Linked DNA regions of Homo sapiens: region 1 is linked to region 2. The links are chromatin contacts, found by Hi-C or POLR2A ChIA-PET in ENCODE. All regions are on one chromosome and are shown on one strand. Each heading gives the region's core, a stretch centred on a gene start or an enhancer-like site at or near the end of the contact. The rest is flanking DNA. Distances are from core to core; before and after follow the strand shown.

Region 1 (5,854 bases), core at 767-3,266, 450 kb after region 2:
CCCAAGGTGGACAGGCACCACCACCTCGCAGGACCCCACTCTGTCCCGTGGCGGGGACAGAAGTCTGCGTAAGGGCTCACCGCGGCTCAGCCCCTTAGCTGGGCAGGCAGTGCCCTAGCCACTCCCAGGTGTGTGGGAAAGGTTTGGGACTCCACTCAGCATGTCAGGAGGCCTTGCCTGGCGGGGGGCAGCACCTTGGAGGCGGCGCCCTGCACGTGGGCACACCCCTCTCTAGTGGTGCTGCCTCTGCACACTCCAGCAGAGCCCCAGAGTAGCCCCGAGGGGGAGCTGCACATCTTGTTCTGGTCCCCATCACGTTTTTCAAGCCCCTTATTGCGCACACACCTTTCCTTCTGGAGCTCAAACTTTCAGGTCAGACGGCCGTAGGTTCGAGAACGTGACTATGCCACTAACTAGCTGTGGCCGAGTTTCCGCATGTGTGATGGAGACAATACCTTCCTCCTTGAGTTTTGAAGAGTACATCAAATAATGTATGTAACTAGTTAGCATGAGGCCTGGCACACAGTGCGCAATAAGTGGTAACTCTTCGTGGAAGAATAATTGCAAGATAAGAAGGAATCTGCCTGGCGCAGTGGCTCACGCCTGTAATCCCAGCACTCTGGGAGGCCCAGGCAGGCGGATCACTTGAGCCCAGGAGTTGGAGACCAACTTGGCCAACAAGGCGAAACCCCGTCTCTACTAAAAACACAAAAATTAGCGGGGCGTGGCTGCGCACACCTGTAGTCCCAGCTACTCGGGAGGCTGAGGCAGGAGAATCGCTTGAATCCTTGAACCCCGGAGGCAGAGGTTGCAGTGAGCAGAGATCGCACCACTGCCCTCCAGCCTGGGCAACAGAGCGAGGCTCCTTCTTAAAAAAAAAAAAAAAAGCTAAGCTGACAAGAATTGGGCGGTGCACCTGCCACCCTGGGAGCCTGGTACCTGAGCCCCTCTTCCACCGGCAGTCCCACGGGCTTTGCTGCTCCTTTCCAACGGATTAACAAACTCTCTGCTCTTTCGGTATTTCTTAACGTTTATAAACCGTCCAAAGCACCACTGCCCCAAGACTGTGCTCCCATTTTACAGCTGAGGGCAAGGGCACTGTGAGGTGAGGGAGAATCTGGCCCATCTGCAGCCCAGGCCCCCGGGGGCGCGCGCCGCTCTTTAGGAAGGAGCAGCTTTGTTTCCCACCAGCCCTGCACTGTGGCGAGCGGGCCGGGGCTGCCGGGCGACGCCCGGTCGCCGTCGCCGCCAGTGATCCATAGCGTGAGCAGGACGACCAGCGCCCCGGTGCCCAGCGCCCCCACGAAGCCGGTGAGGAGGCCGAGCGCCAGCGGCCCCGCCCAACCCATGGGGCTCCGCTCGTACAGGGGCTGCGGCAGGCGCTCCACGATCAGCTGCAGGGCGTCCCAGTCCGGCGCGGGGACCGCGGCGCGCCGGGGGCGCGGGGCCGGGGCAAAGGGCACGCGGGCGGCGGCGCCGGGCCGCGGCAGGAAGCGCTGCCCGAACTTGCGCAGCTGCAGCGTCGCCTGCTGGTGGAGGTTCTTGCCCAGCTCCCTGGCCACGTCCGGGCGGCCGCTGCGCCGCAGGGCCCGAGCCAGGCGGTCCCAGGACAGGGACGCGGCCTGGGGGGCCAGCCAGGCCGCCAGCGCCTCCCGGCAGCCGTCGGACACCTCTCCAGGCCCGGCTACCCTGCCCGCCGGGTCCTCGGCCGCCTCTCGCCGCCGCCGCCGGCTCGGAGACCCCGACGTGGTGTTGAGCGGCTCAGGCCGCGCCAGCCGGTCTTCAGAAAGCCGGGACAACTCGGCCTCCACGTCGGGCTCGGGCGCCTCCAGGAGCGACCGGAAATGGCCGCACTCCTCCGGGGTCAGCAGCTCGGCCAGACGGACGGCTGCGTGAGGGCCCATAGCGTCCACGGCCCCCGCCGGAGCCAGCGCCCAAACCCAGAGCGTGAGGACCAAGGCGCTCGCCAGAGTCCGCGCCGCCATCCCTGGCGGGAACCAGGGACCGAGGACTGTGCGGGGACGGGGACGTGGACGGGCTCCGCGCCGGTGATGGGGGAGGGGTTCCGAACGCCCGCGGATTGTGGGAGGGAGGAGGCTCCGAACAGTCGGGAAGCCTAGTGGAGGAGGGGACTGGGGACAAGGGGGCTGCCAACACCCAGCGACGGAGACGGGGACTCCGACATGGCACTTGTTGGAGGGTCTCACGAAACTCAGGAACTGGGGTAAGAGGGCTTGCAACACCCAGGAAGGGGGTTCTCAGCCCCCCAGGAGGCTAGGATTCTGGGCTTTTACATTGTAGCTCCTGCCCTAGGCCTCCTAATAGCCACTAATACCTCAAACTGAACAAGTTACCAACATCTCTTCTAATTCATGTACTCCCCAACCGTTCCCCTTTACGAAAAGCCCTAGACCCCTTGCTCTCCATTAACTTCGATATTCAATCAATTCCTACATTCTCTTTTTTTATTTTCTTTTGTGCAGATAGGGGTCTTGCTGTGTTGCGCAGGCTGGTCTCCAGCTCCAGCCTCCGCCTCTGCCACCACCTCCCAAAGTGCTGTGATGACAGGAATGAGCCACCATGCCTGGCCTCAATTCCTAAATTCTCCTCTTGTCTACCAAATACTAAAGTTTAGTATTTATTAAATGAATCCATCATCCCATTCTCCCACTCCAGTGCAAGTCCAGACCCTCCTCCTCTCTTGCTGGTCCTCCAGCCCCCATCCTTGCCCCCCAACACTGGGGCCCTGCCTACCTGCACTTATTCCATTTCCCCCAAGGAAGCTTGGCTCTGGCTCTCCTTCTGATCGCGGCCTGCACTCCTCCTGCTGTCAGGCGCCTTTGGGAAGCCCTCCCTGACTCCGAGTCACACCCCTTAGTGGTGTCCCCATTAGGGACTCCTCCTATCTGCCCCACAGCACACTGCAGCTCGGCCTTTTTACTGTCTCCGCCAACTAGACTGCAAGGTCCATACATTGTCCCCATGGCAACTAGAGCATAATAAGTGTTCAGTAAAGATTTGTTGAGTCAATGTGTGAATTTTTTGTTTTTTTAAGAGACAGGGTCTCCTGCTGCTGCCCAGGCTGGTCTCGGAACTCCTGGGCTCAAGGGATCCTCCTGCCTCAGCCTCCCAAAGCGCAAGGATTACAGGCATGAGCCACAAGGCAGGGCCATTGTGTGAATTCTTAACTTGCAAATCAGTCCTGTCCTCGGCCCCCTAAACTCCCACAAAGGCTTCATCATAGAGCCCCAGCTCCTAGCAGGGCATGGAAGGCCCTCCATAGTGAGGTCCCCGCTGACTCCTCCAGCCTCACTCCTCCAATTCCTGCCCTCACTATCTTGTAACACAACAAGACTCGTGGCACAGCACGTAAGATGCAGTTTCCAGCCTCCATACTTTGCCCAGCTATCCCCCTCCCCTCCTGGGTAGGAAGTTTTCCTGACACCCCACCAAGACCACCACAAGTCAGGATCTTTTCTGGGCATTGTTTGTTTGTTTTGTTTTGTTTTGTATCAGAATCTCCCTCTGTCACCCAAGTTGGAGTGCAGCGGCATGATCTCGGCTCACTGCAACCTCTGTCTCCCAGGTCCAAGTGATTCTCGTGCCTCAACCTCCCAAGTAGCTTGGACTACAGGTGTGCACCACCATGCCCAGCTAATTTTTGTATTTTTAGTAGAGACTAGGTTTCACCATGTTGACCAGGCTGGTCTCAAACTCCTGACCTCAAGTGATCCGTCCACCTTGGCCTCCCAAAGTGCTGGGATTACAGACGTGAGCCACCGCGCCCCCAGCCATTTCTTGGCATTCTTAAGATAACCTGTGCATCCTCCACCAGGGCACTCATCTGGAAATTAGAGGATTTATTCAAGAAACATCTATTCAATGTCTTGTATGTACCAGATAATTGCACTAGGTGTATGAATATAAAGACTACTTTGATGTGGTCCCCCATCCCCAGCAGCTTTATCCAGTTGTATTTTTAAATGATCAATTTCTGAGCTTTTCCCACCTAGACATGGGCTCCAGGAATAGCAGCTGTGCTTGACCCCTTCTGTATCCTCAGTGCCAGGCCCAATGTCTGCACACAGTAAGGTGCAAAATAGAGGAGTGGGGGCAGGTGGGTCTGGACCTCCAAGGGCTGAGAGGCTTGTGGTAATGGACTCTGGGGCAGTGCCTTAGAGCCCCCACCTCCAGGCACACTCACATTTGTGTCCTCTTTGCTTTGCAGGGTCTCCCTGATGCTCACGCTGCCTCCTGTATGTGTGCAGTGAGCCATAGCAGGGAGCCTGGGTGCACTACTCCCCTGTGCTCTTGCGCATGCTCAGCAATCTTGCCTAGAGTATTCAAGGACCTAGGAGCTGTGGGTCCAAATCTCTCACTGACATCTCTACAGAGCTTGTTCAGCAAGTGTTCCTAGGTTGTTCAGTCTCCCAGTTTACGATGAGCTGTCACAGATAGAGTTAGGGGACTGATGGATGGGGGGATGGTAGACAAAGGACACCACGTCACCTGAGACATTGGAACTTGGCCGTCTCCACACCCCGCCCTCTATCCACTTTATCTCCACTGAGAATGGAATACAAGTATAACCCTAGCTCTATTCAATGAAGGCTGCTGCAGGTTCTGGATGGCTCCTCCCTCTCTTCAGCAACCCCCTTCCTCCATGCATTCATTTCTTCACTCATTCAACAAACATGTGAGCCCTTCCTTGCCCCCCTATTTTGTGGCTCTGGGGATACAATGAGCCTGCCCCAGTGCTGAATGTCAGAGCTCAGAACGGCAGGAAGGCCCCTTACCCATGGCTTCTTCCCCATAGCCTCAGTGCCCATTCCTGTAGGTACTCACTGTATCACAGTGAGTCACAGGAGTCCTTGCTCCTTGTTACTAGGGGATTAGGAACACCCCGCCCAGGGCACCAGCATACACAGGTGTCCAGACATCTCCCAGAGGACTCCCACATCCCACTGCCCCCGAGAAATCTTCTGCAAACCACATGTCATCGCTTTAATACTGTGTAATACTTTCTTTTAAAATACAGTCTCTTCTGAGGTAGACAGACCACAACTGCAGAGCATCGTCAGACAGGAGATAAATACGTCCATGTACAACACGCAGCAAAATGAGGTAGAAATGGTTACAGCGGGAGGAGAGGATCCCAGCCCCAGTCTGGGTAGAGGAAGGGGAGAGGCCAGCTCGGAAGTCACCCTCCCCACTCCCTGCCCCTGGATTCTTTGGTATGCCTCCCCCCAGCATTACCAGAGCTGGACTGGCCCTTCCCCTACCTGCCCCAGAGCCCATGAGGTAGGTGCCACTAGGCTGGGGGCAGTCTCCTTGTGCAAAGCTCCCCAAGCCTGGGGAACAGGAGGAGCCTAGTAGAGAAAGCGGTGGGGACTCCACCTCCCAGAGCTCCCTGCCTCTTGAAGGGAAGGCTGGGATCCCACCCCAACTTCCCTGACACCCTCCACCCACCCCCACCCCCCAATACATACACACCTGAGAGAGAACCCCTCACTCCATGCTCCCTCCGAGGGTCTTTTGCAGCCTGCGGCTGTGACCCGGCAGCCCACTGCTTCTGAGGCACCAAAGCCCTGTGGGTGGCTGGCTCCAAAGAGGGGGCCAGAAAGCAACGGGGGTGGGGGGGAACAGAGCAGCCTTCTGGTCAGCACTCCTAGGCCAGCACAGGCCCTGGGTGCCAGGGCCCCTGAAAGATCCCCCCCAGACACCCTCCCAGCCAGGGGGGAGGCAGTAGACTCTAGGAAATGCACGGGCAGGCAAGGAACTGCACAGGAGGCTGAGATGGGAGAGAGAAAAAGTGGTGGTGGGGGGGCGTGTCCCCTGCTTTGGACTAAGATCA
Region 2 (5,825 bases), core at 2,951-5,450:
GTAAGGTTAGTATCCTCATTCCTATTTTATAAATGAGGAAACTGAGGCTGTTAGTGGGGCAGGGTCAGAATGCAAACCAAGAATTCTGACTCCAAGACTAGAGCTTCCCCTAATATATATCACCACTCCTAGGGAAAATATTTCATCCTCCACAACAGTGGGGAAGTGTTTTGGTTTTGGGCAAGAAGGAGGCCTTCCTGGCTCCATGTTGCCCTAGAAGAAAGCCCCAAACAAGCCAGTTCTGTCATAGCAGGAGGCCTCTCTGAGGGGCCAAGCTCAGAGCAAGGTGCAGATGGGAGTACAGGGAGGGATGAATGTCCGGGGCCCCGGTGATCACTGGAAATCACTTCCAGTGATTTTGGGGTCACCAGTTGTTTTAGGGATGTTTGTCTTCTTGATGAAACATCCTTGGGATTGGGGTGAGAAAGGGGTAGAGGCACCTGGAGTGGGTCCCAAGCCTCCTTCACTCCCGGAAGAGAGAACAGGAAGGGGCCTTGGGGAGGCTGTGGCCCTGGCTCATTCTAGCAGGGAGGGAGCCTCCAGGTTACACCCAGGCCGGTGCCCTGGTACTCACAGTGGGCATCCAGGAACGTGAGCACCTCCGCCTGTGCCACGCTGGCCCCCAGCAGCCGGGCGGTGATCAGCCCCTTCCGCTCCTCCTGCCGCACCACCCTCACCACCTGCAGCTGCTTCACGTACTGCTCCAGCTTCTCCTTTAGGTGCTCTGGAAGGGACAGTGTCATTGTGGCCAGTCCACCACTTTGCTGTATACCCAATCCCCTGTGGGCACCAAGCTAGGGGCTCTCAGGCCTCTAGCAGGCCTGAATTTTAAACCCCCAACACCTGCTGTACTGAGCCATTCCACAGAAGCCGGAGCTGGGGAAGGAGGTTAACAGGGAAGATGGGGAGAGGAAGAAAGAAGCCCTGTCTGTGGTCAAAACTGCCTCACCAGGGCTCTGGCTCTGTGGTGCTAGATCCTATGCCTGTTCACCTGGGCACCCTCTCTAATGTCAGGGACAGCACCTCAGAGTTGTGTTTCTGTGGTCACGTATCAAGTACAAACTTTTTGTTGTTGTTGTTGAGATGGAGTCTCATTCTGTCACCCAGGCTGGAGTGCAATGGCGTGATCTTGGCTCACTGCAACCTCCACCTCCTGGGCTCAAGTGATTCTCCTGCCTCAGCCTCCTGAGTAGCTAGGACTACAGGTGTGTGCAACCATGCCTGGCTCATTTTTACATTTTTAGTAGAGATAGCATTTCACCATATTGGCCAGGCTGGTCTCGTACTCCTGGCCTCAAGTGATTCGCCTGCCTTGGCCTCCCAAAGTTCTGGGATTACAGGCATGAGCCACCACGCCCGGCCCAAGTACAAAATTCTGACAGAGGCTCTCAGATGCCTCCCTCAGTTTCTCCACCCTCTCAGCCACCATCTTCCAGAGCTGCAATTCCACAGCTCCATTGCACGGTTGTTTTCCAGTGTCTAGGATTCCCTGTCTCCCAGGCTCTTCACGGTAACGTCGATGGGTGGGCATACACAAATGGTGACTCCTTGCTTGCTGGATCAGCAGCAGGACATCTGACTCTAATCCCCTTTGTAACCTCCTCTGCAGATAGAATTCTTTAAGGTGAAAACATGCCCAGCAGCTTTTTAATTATATTAAGAAAATACTTGCACCAAGCACCTACCACGGACCAGGCACAGTGGCGAGCCCAGCCGGCTTGACCATTTGTCCTAAGGAACAAACCACCCAGAAGCAAGGCTGACCAGGAAACAGGCAATTCCAGGGCAGGTGATCCATGATCTAACAGAGGTAGTGCTGGGGTGTGGGTCCCAAAGAAGGGCCAAATCTCCTGGATTTGAGGAGCGGGGAAAGCTTTTTGAAGGGAAGATGTCTCTACTGAGACCTCCAGCTCCTTTCAAAGAAGAGTTTTAGTTCATGGCCCTGTAATTTAGTCTGAAATCCTCAGAGCATTAACAATAGCTCTATTCTGGCTGGGCACGGTGGCTCACTCCTGTAATCCCAGCACTTTGGGAGGCCAAGGCAGATGGATCACTTGAGCCAAGGAATTTGAGACCAGCCTGGCCAACATGGTGAGACCCTGCCACTATTAAAAATACAAAAATTAGGCCAGACGCGCTGGCTCATGGCTGTAATCCCAGTACTTTGGGAGGCGGAGGCAGGTGGATCACCTGAGGTTGGGAGTTCGAGACCAGCCTGACCAACATGGAGAAACCCTGTCTCTACTGAAAATACAAAATTAGCTGGGCACGCATGCTTGTAATCCCAGCTACTCGGGAGGCTGAGGCAGGTGAATCGTTTGAACTTGGGAGGCAGAGGTTGCAGTGAGCCGAGATTGCACCATTGCACTCCAGCCTGGGCAACAAGAGCGAAACTCCGTCTCAAAAAAACCAAAAACAAACAAACAAAAATTAGCCAGGTGTGGTGGCGCACACCTGTAAACCCAGCTACTCGGGAGGCTGAGGCAGGAGAACTGCTTGAACCCAGGAGGTGGAGGTTGCAGTGAGCTGAGATCATGCCACTGCACTCCAACCTGAGTGACATAGCAAGACTTGTCTCAAAACAAAAAACAAACGAAGAATAGCTCTATTCTGAAGCAGTCCATCTTGAAACATACCGAATTCCAAACCTTACTATGTTTTACTAACTGCCATTTTGGTTTATCTCTGCCACGGTTCTGTTCTGTGCAGAATGGAGTTGCCTGCAGTTTCAGATGTGGGGGACAGATGTGACAATTGTGTGTCCTTTTCCTTTTGGACTGTGGGATCAGCCCAGAGCTTGGGCCTTGCTCTGAATGCAGCATTCTACAAACGGCAGGTCCTGAAATTAAGCAGCTTAGGGGGTTGCATGCAATTGATCTCCCACAAATGCACGCACACAATAACCCAGCACTGAGCTGGAGTGTGTGCCGGTGTGGGTGAGGTAGGTGTCTTCATGGTGACTTCTTTATTTAATCTTCTCTATGATAGTTAACAACTCTATGAAACAGGGAGTATTGTCCCCAGTGTTTATAGATGGGGAAAGTAAGACTCAAAGTGACTAGCCCAGGGTGGCAGAAGCACAAAGGGCAGCAGCAGGATCCTAGCCAGTCTGCATGTGAGGACTCCCCACCTTCTCCCTCCAGGGGAAGTGAGGCCATGGAATTTTTTTTTTTTTTAATTTTTTAATTCTGGAGCAGATTAAGATCAGAAGGCCAAGGACTTAATGCACCTGAGTTTCAAGGTGGTCTCTTGACCACCAGTGAGGCCACGGACTTTTTTTTTTAAATTTTTTTATTCTGGAGCAGATTAAGATGAGAAGGCCAAGGACTTAATGCACCCGAGTTTCAAGGTGGTCTCTGCTTCCTCTCGCAGTCACCCAAGGCCTTGCCATTTCCCTGTGTGTGAGATCCCGGGAGGGAAAGGGAGAGAAAGGGGTTTGTTGAAGCTGTTCTTTAGTCACTGTCCTGGAGAGTGGCGCCTAGGAGAAGGAAAGTCTCTATAATTTGGAATTTCAGCTTTTTCCTTCTTTTTTTTTCCATGTTTTTTTTTTTTTTCTTCTTTTTTTTGGAGACAGAGTCTTACTCTGTCGCCCAGGCTGGAGTGCAGTGGTGCAATCTCGACTCACCACAACCTCCACCTCCTGGGTTCAAGCAATTATCCTGCTTCAGCCTCCCAAGTAGCTGAGATTATTGGCACCTGCCACCACGCCCCGCTAATTTTTTGTATTTTTTGTGAAGATGGGGCTTCACCATGTTGGCCAGGCTGGTCTCGAATTCCTGACCTCAAGTGATCTGCCCGCCTCGGCCTCCCAAAGAGTTGGAATTACAGGCGTGAGCCACTACGCCCCGCCCACTTTTTCCTTCTTCAATCCTACTGGACAGACAGGTGAGGTGATTATGACATGGCGCTCATTTATGAATGGATTCTTCAGGCAGTCATCTGAGGAGGGGGCTGTATCTTACTTAACTCCAGGAATGAGGCCTCTTATCTCTGGGGGCCAGGACCTCAGGAATCAAAATCAGCCTCATGCAGCAGCCTCAGCCCAGCACTCACTCCACAAATGTCTGTCAATGTGCTGCCAGGTGCCAGATGCTGTTCTGGGAAGGGAGGGGCCTGGTCTGGGTCCTGCCCTTTGAGACTCATAGTGCACCTGCAGCCCCGGGTGCTGGCCCTGACAGGAAGGAGGGAGGAAGCCCAGGCTCCTCAGCATGGCTGCTGTGTTTCCCCGAGAGCTTGCCCAGCTCTGCGCACAGGAAGTTCACGGTAGTGGAGATAACCCACGGACAAAACATCATAGGAAGTGGGTTTTGTGGTGAGAGACAGTGAAGCACTGAGCTGTGAACCTCAGGGGGGGCCCCGAGCACTACAAAGCCCTTCTCCCACGCCTTCCTTCCAGTCTGGTGAGGCCAGACCCAGGGATTCTCAGCCTGAGAGGCTTCCAGCCTCTGGCCTCAAGCCCTTCTGGGGAGACAACTCCCCTAAGCAATGCCCCTCGTGATACTCCACCTGTTCCACCCCCAGACCTACTGGACAGACCCAGAACTGAGGAGACTGGAGCTGAGCATAGCTGTACCGGTGAGCCCAGCCACACACTCATGTCCCCGCCGTGACAGCCTTCCAACTTAGGTTCAACACCCCACCACCCCAACCAGCTTCACTCCTCACAACTCAAGTCCACAAGACCCCTGGGATGCCAACACAGACACCGCACTCAGTTCCATGATCTGAAGTATCATGCAGATGGCTCCCAGGGATTCCTTCCTGACCTTGCCATCTTCACTTGGATGTGGAACAAAATGGAAAATTCAACATATGCCCAAAACAGGCTCTGAATTTCCCCTGCAAATCTGCCCCCCAGTCTCCCTCACGTCAGTACACGGTGCCAGCATCCCTCCAGCTGCTCTAACCTGGAAGTCATGCTAGAATCCCCCCTGCTGTCCCCTTCCACAATCAGCACATCTGCAGGTACTGCCAGCTCTCTCTCTCATCCCCACAGTCACTGCTTTTCTGCCTTCTATACCACTCTCCTCAATCTATTCTTGACACGGCAGCTACTGTGAGAAGTAAAATTCTCTCTAAAAATCATAAATCAGATCATGTCACTACAGCGGCTTCAAATTGTATTTAAAAACAAATCCATGGTGTTTCCTTATGGAAAGGTATGATGGTTCCTTAAAAAAAACTAAAGACAGAATTACCATATGATCCAGCAATTCCACTTTTGGGCATATACCCTGAAGAGCTGAAAGCAGAGACTTGGATATTTGCACACCAATGTTCACAGCAGCATTAGTCACGATAGCCAAAGGCAGAAACAGCCTCAGTGTCCATCAGCGAATGAACGGACAAACAAAATGTGGTGTATACATACAATAGAATAGTATTCAGCCTTAAAAAGTAAATTCTGGGCCGGGTTTGGTGGCTCACGCCTGTAATCTCAGCACTTTGGGAGGCCAAGGTGGGTGGATCACCTGAGGTCAGGAGTTCGAGACCAGCCTGACCAACACGGAGAAACCCTGTCTCTACTAAAAATTCAGAATTAGCCAGCACGTGCCTGTAATCCCAACTACTCGGGAGGCCGAGGCAGGAGAATCACTTGAACCCAGGAGGTGGAGGTTGCGGTGAGCCAAGATTGCGCCAATGGGCAACAAGAACGAACTCCATCTCAAAAAAAATAAAGTAAATTCTGACAAATGTTACAACATGGATGAATCTTGAAGGCATTATGCTAAGTGAAATAAGCCAGTCACAAAAGGACAAATACTGTATGATTCCACTTATGATAATCAAATTCATAGAGACAGAAAGTAGAAGGGTGGTTGCCA

Evidence for each region. A loop is a pair of places that touch in the nucleus more often than their neighbours do. ChIA-PET counts read pairs that join two places held with the same protein, here RNA polymerase II (POLR2A). Pooled maps may share reads with other maps.
Region 1: a pooled map shows a loop between it and region 2 (6-fold over the local background). The contact joins the promoter of TMDD1 here to the enhancer-like site in region 2. A Hi-C loop is called at or near these places in 5 of 50 pooled maps. POLR2A ChIA-PET finds 5 or more read pairs at or near these places in 7 of 52 experiments (A549, CD4-positive, alpha-beta T cell, CD8-positive, alpha-beta T cell and 3 more).

Annotation. Positions count from the first base shown.
Region 1 is chr12:51,812,909-51,818,762 of GRCh38, forward strand. TMDD1 (transmembrane and death domain 1) reads right to left here and starts at 2,017. Exons shown (of 1, transcript NM_001386737.1): 1 at 1,013-2,017. The coding sequence starts at 1,985. The coding sequence ends at 1,032. It overlaps FIGNL2 (fidgetin like 2), which reads right to left. Exons shown (of 2, transcript NM_001384995.1): 2 at 4,991-5,854. RefSeq lists a silencer at 1,529-1,608 and an enhancer at 1,717-2,216.
Region 2 is chr12:51,364,856-51,370,680 of GRCh38, forward strand. GALNT6 (polypeptide N-acetylgalactosaminyltransferase 6) reads right to left here. Exons shown (of 12, transcript NM_007210.4): 5 at 575-724. Among named protein-coding and RNA genes, the nearest start is that of CELA1, 21 kb to the left of the region's middle. RefSeq lists an enhancer at 4,471-4,620. Within about 2 kb of position 4,201, at least 7 of the 41 ENCODE cell types and tissues checked have a DNase peak (open chromatin) inside an H3K27ac peak, as active enhancers do; they include CD8-positive, alpha-beta T cell, where a contact is called at or near this core.